Linked DNA regions of Homo sapiens: region 2 is linked to region 1. The links are chromatin loops, found by intact Hi-C in ENCODE. Cell type or tissue: GM12878. All regions are shown on one strand.

Region 1 (8,000 bases):
GTGTCCAATGGAGATGCCCACTTGTGGGCGGCAAGCCACCCAGGTGCCGAGGCAAGAGACTGAGGGAACGAGCCGTTCCAGTATAATAAAATGTAAAAGAAGAATAGTTATACCAGATATAGATCTTAGATATGATTATATATAAATATCATTAATCATTAGTTGGTAGCAATTGCTCTTTATTCCAATATTATAATAATCCTTGGTCTATAATCATAACCTAGGAAAAGCCAGGCCATACAGAGATAGGAGCTGGGGAGACATAGTGAGAAGTGACCAGAAGACAGGAGTGCGAGCCTTCTGTTATGCCCAGACAGGGCCACTAGAGGGCTCCTTGGTCTAGCGGTAACGCCAGCGTCTGGAAAGATGCCCATTGCCAAGCAGACCGTGGTCTAGTGGTAGCCTCAGTGTCAAGGAAAAACACCCGCTACTTAGCAGACCGGGAAAGGGAGTCTCCCTTTTCCTGGGGGAGTTTAGAGAAGACTCCACTCCTCCACCTCTTGTGGAGGGCCTGACATGAGTCAGGTCCACCCGCAGTTATCTGGAGGCCTGACCGTCTCCCTGTGATGCTGTGCTTCAGTGGTCACACTCCTAGTCTGCCTTCATGTTCCATCCTGTACACCTGGCTCTGCTGTTTAGTTAGCAGTAGCAAACTAGTGAAAGTACTAAAAGTCTCTAATAAGCAGAAATAATGGTGTAAGCTCTCTCTTTCTCCTCTCTCTCTCTGCCTTGGCTGCCAGGCAGGGAAGGGCCCCTTCTCCAGTGGACACGTGACACATGTGGCCTTACCTATCATTGGAGATGGCTCACACTCCTTATCCTGCCCCTTTGTCTTATATCCAATAAATATCAGCGAAGCCTGGCATTCGGGGCCACTACTGGTCTCCGCATCTTGGTGGTAGTTGTCCCCCAGGCCCAGTTGTCTTTTCTTTTATCTCTTTGTCTTGTTTCTTTATTTCTACAATTTCTCGTCTCTGCACACGGGGAGAAAAACCCACTGACCCTGTGGGGCTGGTCCCTACACCCACTGTATAGAGACATAAAGAAGTTGAGATGTATACAACTCCCCCAACAACATTGTATCACAAAACAATGTCCTCTCTGCCCCTCATCATGGAATTTACTGTCTCTCACCACGTGGGCAGGTGCTTCCAGGGTCTCACAATTCTTCCACAATAGGCAATGCACACTTTAACATAGCACTTCAGCAAATAAAGTGGTGAGAGTTTACCTACTTAGATAAAGTTTCTTAAAATGTTCTCCCAAATTTCCCCCTGAAGAAGACAGAAAAGACTTTCCCAATTGTGAAACATTAGCTTCCCCATCTTTCAAAAATGGACACCTGAATAGCCAAAACAATCTTGCCAAAATAAATTGTAGGACTTGAACTTTCTTATTTGAAATCTCACAAAGGAGTACAATTATTAAAACAGAAGCTGCTGGCAAAAGAATGGACATAAAGAAAAATGGGATAGAATTGACAGTCTAGAAATAAACCCTCACACTTATGGTCAATTACTCTTTGAAGAGGGTGTCAAGACAATTTAATGGATGAACAACTCTCCTTTCAAATGATAGTGCAGAAACAACTAGATAACCACATGCAAAACAGTGAATTTAGATTACTCTAGCTTCCACCATATCAAACAATTCTCTAAAAAATTAATCACTGAGTTAAATATCAGACTTATAACCATAAAAACATCTTAAAATAGACATAGAGGTAAATATTGATGACCTCAAATGTGCAATGGATTCTTAGATATGATACAAAAGCATGAGAAACAAGAAAAAAAGATAAATTGGGCTTTATCAAGATGTGAGCCTTTTGTACATCAAAGAAACTTATCAAGAAAATAATTAATAGACACAGAATGAGAGAAAATATTTGCAAACCACATCAAGAAGGACATGAAAGGATACTCAACATCATTAGTCACTAGGAAAATACAAAGTCAAAGCTGCAATGAGACACCACATCACACCTACGAAACTGGCTACCATTCTTTTAAAATGTTAAATAACAAGTAGCAGCATTATGTAGAATTTGGAATCCTCATACATTGCTGGTGAGAATATAAAAAGTACAGCCCCTAGGAGAAAGAGTTTTGCTTTTCCTCAAAAAGCTAATCATAGAATTCTCATTTGGCCCAACATTTATTCCTAGGTGTACACCCAAGGAATTAAATCCAGGGACTCAAACAGGCACTTGCATAGGAATGTTGATTGCAGCATTATTCAAGAGATAAAATATGAAAACAATCCAAGTGCTCATCAACACATGAATAAATAAATATGGTGACACACACAACAGAATGTTAATCTGCCATAAAGAGGAATGAAGGTCTGACACCCGCTGGAACATGCATGGACTTTGGAAACATTATGCTAACTGAAATGTGTCAGAAACAAAATAACATAATTGTATAATTCCATTTATGTGAAACACCAAGAATAGGCAAATTCATAGAGACAGAGTAGAGATGATCAAAGTCTAGGGTGGAACATACAGGGAGTTATTGTTTAAAAGATACAAAGCTTCAGTTTAAAATGATAAAAATTTTCTAGGAAAAATACTGGTGATGGTAATTTAACACTGTGTATGTGGTTAATTTCACTTGATTGTGGATTTTAAAGTGGTTAAAATAGCATATTATTCACAGAACTGTGAAAAACAGATTTCTATTATTTAATTCACCCAGGCTAAGGTGTTTGTTATGGCAGCTGAAGCCCATGAATACATCATCTGACCCAGTGTTTCAATGAAACGCATCAGATTTTCAATCAAGTTAGTTGGAAGCTCCTGTCCCCAGCAGAACCAGAGGCCCCAAAACAAGAGCTCCAGCAGGGGCTCAACCAGCACAGGTCCCATAGGGCAGCCTCAATGTCAGGCCCTGGATGGCATGTGAGGCTACAATGATACAACCACAATGTGAAAATGTAAGTATTTTTAATACTTACACACACTAGGGAGCACTCAGCACACCTGGAGACCACAGAGGTCAGTGAGCACAGGCAGGGAGGAAAGAGACCGGTGAGCCAATGGCTTTATTAAGTCCAGGGTGTTATCTGACAGGTTTCCAGCAGGGAGCTTTAATGGATGTGTTCAAAGCAAGCAGCAAACACTGGGACCAGGAGCTCAGGCTGTGACTGAGAGGTGGTCACTTTAAATGTGAGGGCGAATGTCAGAATTATCAGTTTAAAGAAAGCAGCTGGAGAGAGGTGAGCCCAGCACACCAAGCAGGAGAGATGCCTCTAAGATTTTATCTCTGGACACCAACTGGAGCCACCTGAACCAGATACAGTATTGAAAACTGCCATGGTGACCAAGCCCTGCCTCTGATTTGAGGCAAATAAACTTACACCTTAAAAAATGAATGCCAAGGCAACATGACGCTATGAGCATCACGACATCCAGGGACACCAGAAGGGTGTGATACTGTGCCCTGGAGTCAGAATCCTGGGTTCTGGTCCCTGGGAGTGAGAAAATGAAAATGACTTGTCCCTGCCCCTCAACATTGATCTTCCCACCCTGCTGCTCCCTCTTCTGCTCCCAAGCCCATGTCCAGTGCTCAGCCCCAGACATCACTGCCCCCAGGGTATACACAGTGCCGCCTACTGCACACAAACACAAACTCACAGAAGGTGACAAAAATCTGCGTTTCGGACATCTGATTGTGAAAGAGGGAGAACAGTGAACGTAGAGTCACACAGACTGGGACTCACGGGGCTGGAAGGTGAAGGAGCTGTAACATAACATATGTGTGACCTCGTGTGAAGTGTGCAGATCCACATGGAATAAAACATGCAGCCTGGCCTGGGATTGCTGCCGTTCACACTTCCCTCCCTGTCCACAAGAGGGCGACAGAGTCCCTCCCAGCCTGGAGCCTTCCCAGGGGATGCCAACCTCCCTCAGCGGAACCCACAGCCCAGCAGTGTCCACCCTCACCAGGGTCACTTGGGCCTAAGTCCTCAGCGCCCTCCATGCTCCCCACACGGACTCTGTCAGCTCCTCCCTGCCTTGGCTGCCGCCAACCTAACACCACTCCCTCTGCAGGGAGCTCCTGCCCCACACACCTGCTCCTTCCCTGGGCCCAGCTAAAGGCATCTCCCAGGGCAGCGCTGGTGCACGCGACACTACACTGGGAGCTTTCCCCTCCTGACCTCCCTCCATCCTCATCAACTCTTTCTGTCACTGCTCCCTAAATGCCCACCCCTGCTCCATCTGTCCTGTTCTCTGGGGCATCCCAGGCCAAGCCTAGAGCTGACACAGAACAGCGGCTGCCTGAGGGCCCACAGCCTCCCCGGGAATCAGCCAGGCACCCTGTGACCTCCCTGCCCGCTGCACCGCGCGGGGCTCAGAGCGCATGTGATGGTCACACACAGGTACCATCCGGGATGGGGCCACCTGCCCCCAGCTGTCCCTTGGGAAGACAGACCTCTCTTGTGTCCTTGCGGGGAGATGAGGGGTGTTATTGCTCTTTGCTCCCAGAACACAACTCACCCCCACCTGCCCTCTCAGGTGTGAGCAATGTCCCTCCAGACAGGATCTCTGGCCACTGCCTGTTCCTCCTCTACACACAGCAGCTTGGCCAGGTCAAAACCCTCAGGACAGACCCCTGGGTATGTCAGCACATGGAGGGCTGAGCCCATCATGGCCACGGAGTAAGTCGGGATGAATCTCTCCAGCTCTGAACCCCTGCTCTGTCCCAGGTTCCCCCTCCTGCGTCTCAACAAGCCATGTCCCGCGGGGTTCCTGGGTAACTCCCCACTTCCTCCTGCACCACCACGGGGAAGGTGTGGTGACCACAGGACAATCAGCTGGGCAGAGAAGAGAGGACATCAAAGATGGTCAGGAAGAACATGAGAAACCCTGAGCACCAGCTCAGCAGCCAAACCCCAGGGAGTCAGAGAGTGACCGAGAACTTCCCCTTGACTACGGGACTCACAGCCCCCACTGAGCAACCAGCACAGGCCTCTCCTACCAAGAGGCATGAGAGATTCACCCTGCACACCTCCAGAAAGGACAGTTTCCTCTAGGACACCCAGGTCCTGAATGTCCATTCTTGGAAGCTGCAGCCAAGCTAGACACGATTAGAGAAAGGAAGGGTCCCTCTCACCAGGCAACACACAGCTCACCCACAGCACAATGGGACATCACTGTGACAGGGACCTGGTGCAGCTCCAGCCTCCTGCACTGAAGGGGAGAGCCAGATGGGGATGAAAGAGGGCAAAGGTCGTGAATGTGTACCCCGACCCAGGGCCATGGGGACAGCAGGAGGCTGAGGCCCAGGACTGTCCTTGCCCAACCTGCAGGGTATGTGTGTCACTGTGTGGGTCGGTGTGTGTCTCTTTTGTGTGTGTGTGTGTGTGTGTGTGTGTGTGTGTCTGCACAAAGTGTGTGTTGAGGTTTGGTGAAAGAATCACTGCTGAAAAAGGCAGAGGCCTCCACAATCCCCAGGGACCTGAAACACAGACAAAAGGAAAACAGAAGGAGGGACAAGGAGGCAGGACTGAGAGAGGAGGGGACAGAGAGGTGTCCTGGGCCTGACCCCACCCATGAGCCTGGGAATTGCTGCTGCCCCAGGAAGAGGCTCAGTGCAGAAGGAGGAAGGACAGCACAGCTGACAGCCGTGCTCAGGAAGTTTCTGGATCCTAGGCTCATCTCCACAGAGGAGAACACACAGGCAGCAGAGACCATGGGGCCCCTCTCAGCCCCTCCCTGCACAGAGCACATCAAATGGAAGGGGCTCCTGGTCACAGGTGAGGAGAGAACTTCCTGGGAGAGGACAGGAGGAGGAAGAAGAGTGACTGGATGGGGTCTCCTGGAGAGGATGGGGTTCTAAAAAATGAAAGAAGCCAGCACTTAGGGAGGCTGAGGTGGGTGGATCACGAGATCAGGAGTTCAAGGTCAGTCTGGCCAACACAGTGTAGCCCTGTCTCTACTAAAAATACAAAAAATTAACCAGGTATTGTCGTGTGTTCCTGTAATTCCAGCTACTCAGGAGGCTGTGGCAGGAGAATCACGTGAACCCAGGAGGCAGAAGTTGCAGCGTGCCGAGATAGCGCCACTGCATACCAGCCTGGGCGACAGTACGAGACTCCGTCTCAAAAAAAAAAAAAAAAAAAAAAAAAAAAAAAAAAAAGAGAGAAGAAAGAAATAAAAGGAAAGAAGGCTCTGTTGGAGCCTGGATAGGGGAAAATATACCAGAGAGGGACAGGGGTCAAAACAGGAAAATCACATTGAACTGGAATTGGTAAGAGGTAGGAAAATCTTAAGTGTTCTGTTTTCCTGATTAATCATCAGGGGCCACATTTTGAAAAATGATAATAATAACTATATCAGATGACACTTCAAATAAAAATATAAGCAGGACGTGAAACACTGTCCTCAGCAAAAAACCTCAACAATTGGGGGAGAAAAAAAAAAACACCAAGGGTGTGGAGGGCCCTGAGAAGTCTCACATCTACAGGAGTCTGCAGCCTGTTCCAGGCACTGGGGTGCAACCAAGATCACAAAAGTCCCTGTCCTCACTGAGCTCATGCTGTCATGGGGAGGAAGACAGACATACAAAGAGATCTAGAATGTGAGGTCAGCTGTTAACAAGAACCCTTTAGGGAGCAGAGCAGGGAAAGGTCAGAAAGGGAAGACCCAGGGTCTCTGAAGGAGGTGTCAGGAAAGAAGTCTTAGGATACCCTGATGTGAGCAGGACCTGATGGGGTCATGCGGACCCCTGGGGAAGAGGATTCCAAACAGAAAAATGCCAAGGTCACAAGTGGTGAAGGAATGGGGGTCATGCTGCTGACCTTGACCTAGTAGGACAGTAGTACACACACACATACACACATACAAACACACATGCCCCTTTTGTGTGTGTGTGTGTGTGTGTGTGTGTGTGTGTGTGTGTGTGTGTGTGTCTTCAAGGCTGAGGATTGAAGAGACCTCCTCAGGACCCAGGGCCCCATCTTTTCACCCCAATACATAGGTCTCAATATTGTCTGATGCTCTCTCCACCTCCTAGCATCACTTTTAAACTTCTGGAACCTGCCCACCACTGCCCAAGTCACGATTGAAGCCCAGCCACCAAAAGTTTCCGAGGGGAAGGATGTTCTTCTACTTGTCCACAATTTGCCCCAGAATCTTACTGGCTACATCTGGTACAAAGGGCAAATCAGGGACCTCTACCATTACATTACATCATATGTAGTAGACGGTCAAATAATTATATATGGGCCTGCATATAGTGGACGAGAAACAGCATATTCCAATGCATCCCTGCTGATCCAGAATGTCACCCGGGAGGACGCAGGATCCTACACCTTACACATCATAAAGCGAGGTGATGGGACTAGAGGAGTAACTGGATATTTCACCTTCACCTTATACCGTAAGTGATTCCACATGATCCCTGGGTGTTGGGGGACAGGGGTCATTTCTACTTCACACACACAGGATTGTCAGGCCTAGACTGTGCCTGTGTCCCTCTCTGCATTATGTCCCATGCTGGGGTTTGGGCATTTAGTGCAGGACACACACAGAGGAGACACATTTCAACAGATCAGAATTCCTTTCCCGCATCCAGACCCTGCAGACACTCGCTGCAGAGGAAGGACAGTCTGATGGGGGGACTCAGCAGGAGGAGATCAGTCTCAGCCAAGCACCTCATGCCCTCTTCATAAATTTGACCCTGAGAAAGACCCTGGAGAACTGAGCAGGGCTTGGCCTGAGGGGTCCCCTGAGATACTCTCAGAGAAGCTCAGCCCTAGAAACCTCAACCTCCAAACCCTGTCCCTAAATCCTTGCTCCAGATAAAGCTTAGGAGCCTGTGCCAGGGCTGGGTTGTGGCTTCATGGGCAGGGCTTACTGGGACCAAGGATTTACCAGCTGTCTGAGGACTGTGTCTCCTGGAGCTGTTCACCAGCTAGGGCTCAGCCCTCAGAGCCTCATCTGGGCAATGGTGTAGAGGACAGAGGTCAAAACAGGAGAGGCAGAGTGGAGA
Region 2 (8,000 bases), 150 kb after region 1:
AGCAACGTCCCTGCAGACAGGATCTCTGGCCACTGCCTGTTCCTCCTCTACACACAGCAGCTTGGCCAGGTCAAAACCCTCAGGACAGACCCCTGGGTATGTCGGCACATGGAGGGCTGAGCCCATCATGGCCACGGAGTAAGTCAGGATGAATCTCTCCAGCTCTGAACCCCTGCTCTGTCCCAGGCTCCCCCTCCTGTGTCTCAACGAGCCATGTCCCGCGGGTTTCCTGGGTAACTCTTCACTGCCACCTGCACCACCACAGGGAAGGTGTGGTGACCACAGGACAATCAGCTGGGCACATAAGAGAGGACATCAAAGATGGTCAGGAAGAACACGAGAAATCCTGAGCTCCAGCTCAGCCGCCAGACCCCAGGGAGCCAAAGAGTGACCGAGAACTCTCTCTTTGACTATGGGACTTACAGCCCCCACTGAGCAATCAGCACAGGCCTCTCCTCCCAAGAGGCATGAGAGATTCACCCTGCACACCTCTAGGAAGGACAGTTTCCTCTGGGACACCCAGGTCCTGAACGTCCATCCTTGGAAGCTGCAGCCAAGCTAGATACGATTAGAGAAAGGAAGGGTCCCTCTCACCAGGAAACACACAGTTCACACACAGCACAATGGGGCATCACTGTGACAGGGACCTGGTGCAGCTTCAGCCTCCTGCACTGCAGGGGAGAGCCAGATGGGGATGAAAGAGGCCAAAGGGCGTGAATGTGCACCCCTAACCAGAGCCATGCGGAGAGCAGGAGGCTGAGGCCCAGGACTGCGCTTGCCCAACCTGCAGGGTATGTGTGTGACTCTGTGGGTCTGTGTGTGTCTCTTCTGTGTGTGTGTGTGTGTGTGTATGTGTGTGTGTGTGTGTGTGTGTCTGCACAAAGTGTGTGTTGAGGTTTGGTGAAAGAATCACTGCTGAAAAAGGCAGAGGGCTCCACAATTCCCAGGGACCTGAAACACAGACAAAAGGAAAAACAGAAGGAGGGACAAGGAGGCAGAACTGAGAGAGGAGGGGACAGAGAGGTGTCCTGGGCCTGACCCCACCCATGAGCTTGAGAAGTGCTCCTGCCCCGGGAAGAGGCTCAGTGCAGAAGGAGGAAGGACAGCACAGCTGACAGCCGTGCTCAGGAAGATTCTGGATCCTAGGCTCATCTCCACAGAGGAGAACACGCAGGGAGCAGAGACCATGGGGCCCCTCTCAGCCCCTCCCTGCACACAGCATATAACCTGGAAAGGGCTCCTGCTCACAGGTGAGGAGAGAACTTCCTGGGAGAGGACAGGAAAAGGAAGCAGAGTGACTGGATGGGGTCTCCTAGAGAGGATGGGGTTCTAAAAAATAAAAGAAGCCAGCACTTTGGGAGGCTGAGGTGGGTGGATCAAGAGATCAGGAGTTCAAGATCAGTCTGGCCAACACAATGTAGCCCTGTCTGTACTAAAAATACAAAAAATTAACCAGGTATGGTGGTGTGCTCCTGTAATCCTAGCTACTCAGGAGGCTGAGGCAGGAGAATCACATGAACCCGGGAGGCAGAAGTTGCAGCTAGCCGAGATAGCACCACTGCATGCCAGCCTGGGTGACAGTATGAGACTCCGTCCCAAAAGAAAAAAAGGAAAAAAGAAAAAAAAGGAAAGAAGGCTCTGTTGGAGCCTGGATAGGGGAAAATACACCAGAGAGGGACAGGGGTCAAAATAGGAAAGTCACATTGAACCGGAATTGGTAAGAGGTAGGAAAATCTTAAGTGTTCTGTTTTTCTGATTAATCCTCAGGGGTCACCACATTTTGAAAAATGAAAATAATAACTATATCAGATGACACTTGAAATAAAAATATAAGCAGGGCATGAAACACTGTCCTCAGCAAAAAACCTCAACAATTGGGAGGAAAAAAAACACCCAGGGCATGGAGGCCCCTGAGAACTCTCACATCTACAGGAGTCTGCAGCCTGTTCCAGGCACTGGGGTGCGACCAAGATCACAAAAGTCCCTGTCCTCACGGAGCTCATGCTGTCATGGGGAGGAAGACAGACATGCAAAGAGATCTAGAATGTGAGATCAGGTGTTGACAAGAACCCTGGAGGGAGCAGAGCAGGGAAAGGTCAAAAAGGAAAGACCCAGGTTCTCTGAAGGAGGTGTCAGGAAAGAAGTCTAAGGATGCCCTGATGTGAGCAGAACCTGAGGGCAGTGTGGAGGGGGCCGTGCGGACCCCTGGGGAAGAGGATTCCAAACAGAAAAATGCCAAAGTCAGGAGTGTTGAAGGAATGGGGGTCATGCTGCTGACCTTGACCTAGTAGGACAGTAGGACACACACAGAAACACACATGCCCCTTTTATATGTGTGTGTGTGTGTTTGTGTGTGTGTGTGTGTGTGTGTGTGTGTGTGTGTGTGTGTCTTCAAGGCTGAGGATTGAAGAGACCTTCTCAGGACCCAGGGGCCCATCTTTTCAACCCAACACATAGGTCTCAATATTGACTGATGCTCTCTCCACCTCCTAGCATCACTTTTAAACTTCTGGAACCCGCCCACCACAGCCCAAGTCACGATTGAAGCCCAGCCACCAAAAGTTTCCGAGGGGAAGGATGTTCTTCTACTTGTCCACAATTTGCCCCAGAATCTTACTGGCTACATCTGGTACAAAGGACAAATCAGGGACCTCTACCATTATGTTACATCATATATAGTAGACGGTCAAATAATTAAATATGGGCCTGCATACAGTGGACGAGAAACAGTATATTCCAATGCATCCCTGCTGATCCAGAATGTCACCCAGGAAGACACAGGATCCTACACTTTACACATCATAAAGCGAGGTGATGGGACTGGAGGAGTAACTGGACGTTTCACCTTCACCTTATACCGTGAGTGATTCCACATGGTCCCTGGGTGTTGGGGGGCAGGGGTCATTTCTACTTCACACACACAGAATTGTCAGGCCTGGACTGTGCCTGTGTCCCTCTCTGCATTATGTCCCATGCTGGGGTTTGGGCATTTATTGCAGGAAACACACAGAGGAGACAAATTTCAACAGATCAGAATTCCTTTCTCACATCCAGACCCTGCAGAAACTTGCTGCAGAGGAAGGACAGTCTGATGGGGGGACTCAGCAGGAGGAGATCAGTCTCAGCCAAGCACCTCATGCCCTCTTCATAAATTTGACCCTGAGAAAGACCCTGGAAAACTGAGTAGGGCTTGGCCTGAGGGGCCCCCTGAGACCCTCAGAGAAGCTCAGCCCTAGAAGCCTCAACCCCAGACCCCTGTCCCTAAATCCTTGCTCCAGATAAAGCTGAGGAGCCTGTGCCAGGACTGGGTTATGGTTTCTTGGGCAGGGCTTACTGGGACTAAGAATTTTCCAGCTGTCTGAGGACTGTGTCTCCTGCAGCTGTTCACCAGCCAGGGCTCAGCCCTCAGAGCCTCATCTGGGCAAGGACAGAGCTTTCTTCACCTGACACTCAGAGTGGAGAGGACAGAAAGACAAGCTTTGTAGGCCATCAGCCAACTGCCTTAGGAGGCCTAGGACACTCCATAGAAAGTCTAATATCCCCAGAAGCAGAAACAGAAGAGAGAAGATGTACCAGGTAGCAGCTTGTCCACAGGGATCTGACGTAAAGGTGCTTTCTCATGGAAGCAAATTAATAATAAATGCTGTTTGGTGAACATTTCCACAGTGCTACGCATTAGGTCAGGTGACTGTGAATAATTTAACATTTATTCACAGATAGCATGAAAAGCCACAGTCCATTTGCCATTTAGCTTATTTGATTGAGAGAAAACTGAGTCACAGGAAAGCACAGTCACTGAGCCAGAGTCACACAAACACAAAGGGGAGATCAGGGTCACATGAGGTCTGTCTGCAGCCACAGGCCCATCCTCTCCTCCACCAGAAGTGAGGGCTTACTGGGTTCCAAGCACCCCATACTCATTTATTGGCTCAAATCCTCTCTTCTTAGGCATCCAAACCTCAGAGGAGTGAGAGCAAGTGGTCACCTGATTAGTCTGCACTCCAGAACTAAATCAGCTGCCTCAACCATCAGAGTCAGTGCAAAAAAAATGTCCAGGTCTCCCCCTCAGATCTTAACACCCATCATTGAACCTGAAATCCTGTGTTTCCCAAAGTTCCCATGTCACTGTCATGAGAGGATCAAGGAGAGGACCTTGTTTTCTTTCCCCACTCACACCCTGCACCAGCACAGGCCCAGCCAGAGACACATACTCAGGAGCTCTCACATAACAAATAAAGGAATTGAATGCAGAAATGACTGATCCAAAACCTCTTTAGAGACTGGATCTTGGATGCAGAATCCCAGGAGTTTCTAGCCACACCTGTCCCTTGTCCTTCGGAGGCTGACACCCATGTTTCATCACCCCACTACCTCTTGCCCCTAAAGCCACCCCACCTCATGTAACTCTGAAGCTCTTTGGCCACGGAGGGTTCTCAGGGCTCCTTGGTCCTGGACTGTGGAAATGGGGGCACCTTGTCCCTGGGGTCACTGAAGTCAGTGTAGCCCTCACTGCTCACTGCCATGGTGTCTCTGCCTCTCTCTGCTTCTCTGTGTCCCTCATCTTCCTCCCACTTCATTCTGACTGGCAAGCCCTGTCCTGCACAGCTTCTTCCTCCACTGCTAGGCCTTCCGCAGACACTCCCTCTAACTAGGCTGACTGTTCTGTTCCCTTCCCGCTAACACTGTGGCCTGGCCCACCTCCCAGGAAATAGGAAAGGTGCAGAAATCACCTGGAGTTGCCACTCCTGCCAGGCTTCATCTCGAGCCAATGACCCCAGGTCACTAAGAGAATGAGCTTCCACTGTATTTCCATCCAGGGCTCTTTCACTTTGTGAGGCTGACCTGTGGACAAGACCATGGGACAGGGATAGGCAGTTCCTCCATCCACTCTTATAATTGCCAGACAAGTTCTTCTGGCCTCCTGCACACATACATACACCAAAAAAAAAAAAAAATATATATATATATATATATATATATATATATATATATATATTGAAATGGTGATTTGTAGTAAAGAATGATTTTAATGACTCCAAGTCTGCCAAACAGGAGGACAGAGGTTTATTATTACTCAAATCAGCCTCCCCAGTGGATCAGGGGTTAGAGATTTTCAAGGATAGTTTCAGGGGCACAGGACTAAAAAATGAGTACTGCTGATTGTTTGGTGATGGAATCATGTGGGCAGAGGGAAATGATCTGTTAGTGCTTGAATCTGCCTCTAGGTAGGGACCACATGACTGGCTGAGCCATTAGTCATAGGTATAGATGAGGTCAGCCGGTTGCCAGAATGCAAAAGAATGAGAAACATCTCAAAAGACCAATCTCACGTTCTACAATAGTGATGTTATCTATAGGAGCAATTAGTTACAAATTTTGTAAACTCTTGCCAAATGACACTGGAGCAGTCAGGGATTATAGAAACTGTGCCAACATTTTAGCAGAATTCAGTTCCCTCTTATAATCTAAATCTCATGGTCTTTCACTAGTTTTACCAAGGCAGTCCCTGGGCAAAGTAAGGGTGTTAGTTTTATGGAGGAACTATCATCATTCTTGCTTCAAAGTTAAACCATAAACCAAATTCTTCCCAAGGATAGCCTGGCCTATGTCCAGGAATGAGTGAGGACAGCCAGCCTGAGACTAGATGCCAGATGGAGTCAGCCACGCTAGTTTGCTGTCACTGTTGTAATCTTTGCACGGACTCATCAGGGTGTCAGAGGCTGGAAGGGCCTGCAGTTCCCAAAGCCCATGGGCTCATTTCACCCATTTCACTCGTGACTCCATTCTCAACCTGCTATGGAGCTCACATTCTTTTGTCACTTCCTAGAGACTTCTGGCTTTCTGTCAGGCATATAACAAGCTTGGAATTTGTCACTCGGTTCTAACACTAAGTAAAACGCTGAACAAACTCAAAAGTCAACAACTCGTTAAAATCCCTCAGAGATGGCTGGGCACAGTGGCTCACACCTATACTCCCAGGACTTTGGGAGGCCGAGGCAGGCACAAGGTCAGGAGATACAGACCATCCTGGCTAACATGGTGAAACCCCGTCTCTACTAAAAATACAAAAAATTAGTGGGACGTGGTGGTGGGCACCTGTAGTCCCAGCTACTCGGGAGGCTGAGGCAGGAGAATGGAGTGAAACCGGGAGGCGGAGCTTGCAGTGAGCTGAGATCATGCCACTGCACTCCAGCCTGGGTGACAAAGAGAGACTCTGTCTCAGAAAAAAAAAATGCTGTTTGAGAAATGAAGAATGCTTTTGATGCTTACTGGTAGACTGCACACAGCTGTGGAAAGAATACCTAGCTTGAGAATGTGTCAATAGAAACTTCCAAAACTGAAACAGGAAAGTTCAAAAAGAGTGGGGGAAAAAAAGTGGAACAACATTTCAACTTCATATTTAGTATTTTGTTTTGACAATAGCAATTTTTAAATTTTGTAGTTGTGGGACAACTACAAAGGCTGTAACATACCCTTAATGGGAATACAGGTGGTTTGGGGACCAGATCGAGGTGGCCAGGTAGGTGCTATCTCATGGTTTTACTGCCTGTGCCACATACAACTGTTTCCTCATGATGATGCCGTTTTCATAAGTTGGAGTTCTTCGTGTGGGGAGACACACGAGCCATTGCCATCTCACTTAGCCTCTTACTAATTCACACAAACTTAAACTCTAGTGGTGTTTCCTGAGCTTAAGAGAAAATGAAGAAAGCATTTCACATACCTGTTTTGGGGTCCTCCGCATTTTTCCTAACTCTGCCCAGAAATTATAAGCAGGCAGTTCTTTCTATATTTACTAACATAACACTCATCACTTCTTTTAATTTGGCATCCTTCCTCTCTTTATGTAATTGATGCACTGACCAGTTCTGTCCTTTTAACGGGACTCTCTCTACTTAAGGAGCTGCTAATTCAAATCACCTTTGGCATCTTTCTTTGAGCATAATGTGATCCTGCTGGAATTCACGGCACACCTAAACCTCATTTTCGTCTCAAGAGAAATACTACTACCAGCAATTGATCTTAGATGTTTGGACCATCAGTAAAAATTTCCACTAATGAAAACATTTTAATGTTTCCTCCAAATTTTTCTTTTGTTATTAGAGTCAGAACATAACCTGAGGTCTAAACTCCTGACAACATTTTATGGGAAAATTACAGTATTACGAATTGAGCATCCCAAATCCAGAAATCCACAATCTGAAATGCTCAAAACTCAACCCTTCTGACCACTGATGTGATGCTAAAAAGAAGTGCTCACTGGCGCATTGTGGATTTTAAATTTTTCAGATTTGGGATGCTAAACCAGTACATGTACTGCAAATATTCCAAAATAAAAAAATTAGAAATTGAAAACACTTTGTTTTAACCTTTCTGCATAAGGAGCACTTTATCTGTATGAACTATAGGCATGAGGCTGTACAGGAGATCTCTAGAACCCCCTCATCCTGCATAACTGAAACCACACACCCACGGAACAGTGCCCTATTCCCCTAATCCCAGCTCCTGGAAACTACTATTCTACTCTCTGATTCACTCTGGAATCCACTGATATGAGGTACATAGAGTAGTCAAACTCAGAATCAGAGGGTAGAATGTCTAATGAGAGAAAGTATCTGCAAGACTTCTTCCCAAATATTGGTCTAATATCCACCAAACACATATGGTCCATGAGGACCAGACTTCCATCATCAGTTCATGTTCACCCTTTCCACCAGTCAGTTCTGTATTTGCAAACATCAACATGTATTTCTAGAAAGATCCACATGGTCCTCACCTGCCCTCTACAGGGGAAAGGGAGCATCATGGACCCAGAACAGGGAACATGGTCTTGGGCCAAACCTATCAGCTCTTGCCTGTCCCCTTCACTCTTTGTAGGTCATTCCTTGGACTCTGCTCTATCTTTAGAGGTCACTGGCTCAAGTCAGTCACTATGAGACACCTGGGAAAACTGCGCCACCTTGTGGCTGCACTGCCTGATGACTGAACTGACCTCCAGG

The links. A loop is a pair of places that touch in the nucleus more often than their neighbours do. Peaks named below come from ENCODE experiments on the same cell type or tissue, not always from the same donor. Only the 100,000 strongest peaks of a DNase experiment are listed, where the experiment ranks them.
Region 2: it touches region 1 in a loop (4-fold over the local background); 12 of 110 quality-filtered maps call a loop at or near these places.

The regions. Positions count from the first base shown.
Region 1 is chr19:43,080,269-43,088,268 of GRCh38, reverse strand. It overlaps PSG2 (pregnancy specific beta-1-glycoprotein 2), which reads left to right and starts at 5,568. Exons shown (of 6, transcript NM_031246.4): 1 at 5,568-5,763; 2 at 7,023-7,388. The coding sequence starts at 5,700. In GM12878, a CTCF peak has its summit at 3,856 (motif pointing right); no DNase peak of the experiment used is centred here.
Region 2 is chr19:42,930,263-42,938,262 of GRCh38, reverse strand. It overlaps PSG7 (pregnancy specific beta-1-glycoprotein 7), which reads left to right and starts at 1,056. Exons shown (of 6, transcript NM_002783.3): 1 at 1,056-1,250; 2 at 2,494-2,859. The coding sequence starts at 1,187. In GM12878, no CTCF peak of the experiment used is centred here; no DNase peak of the experiment used is centred here.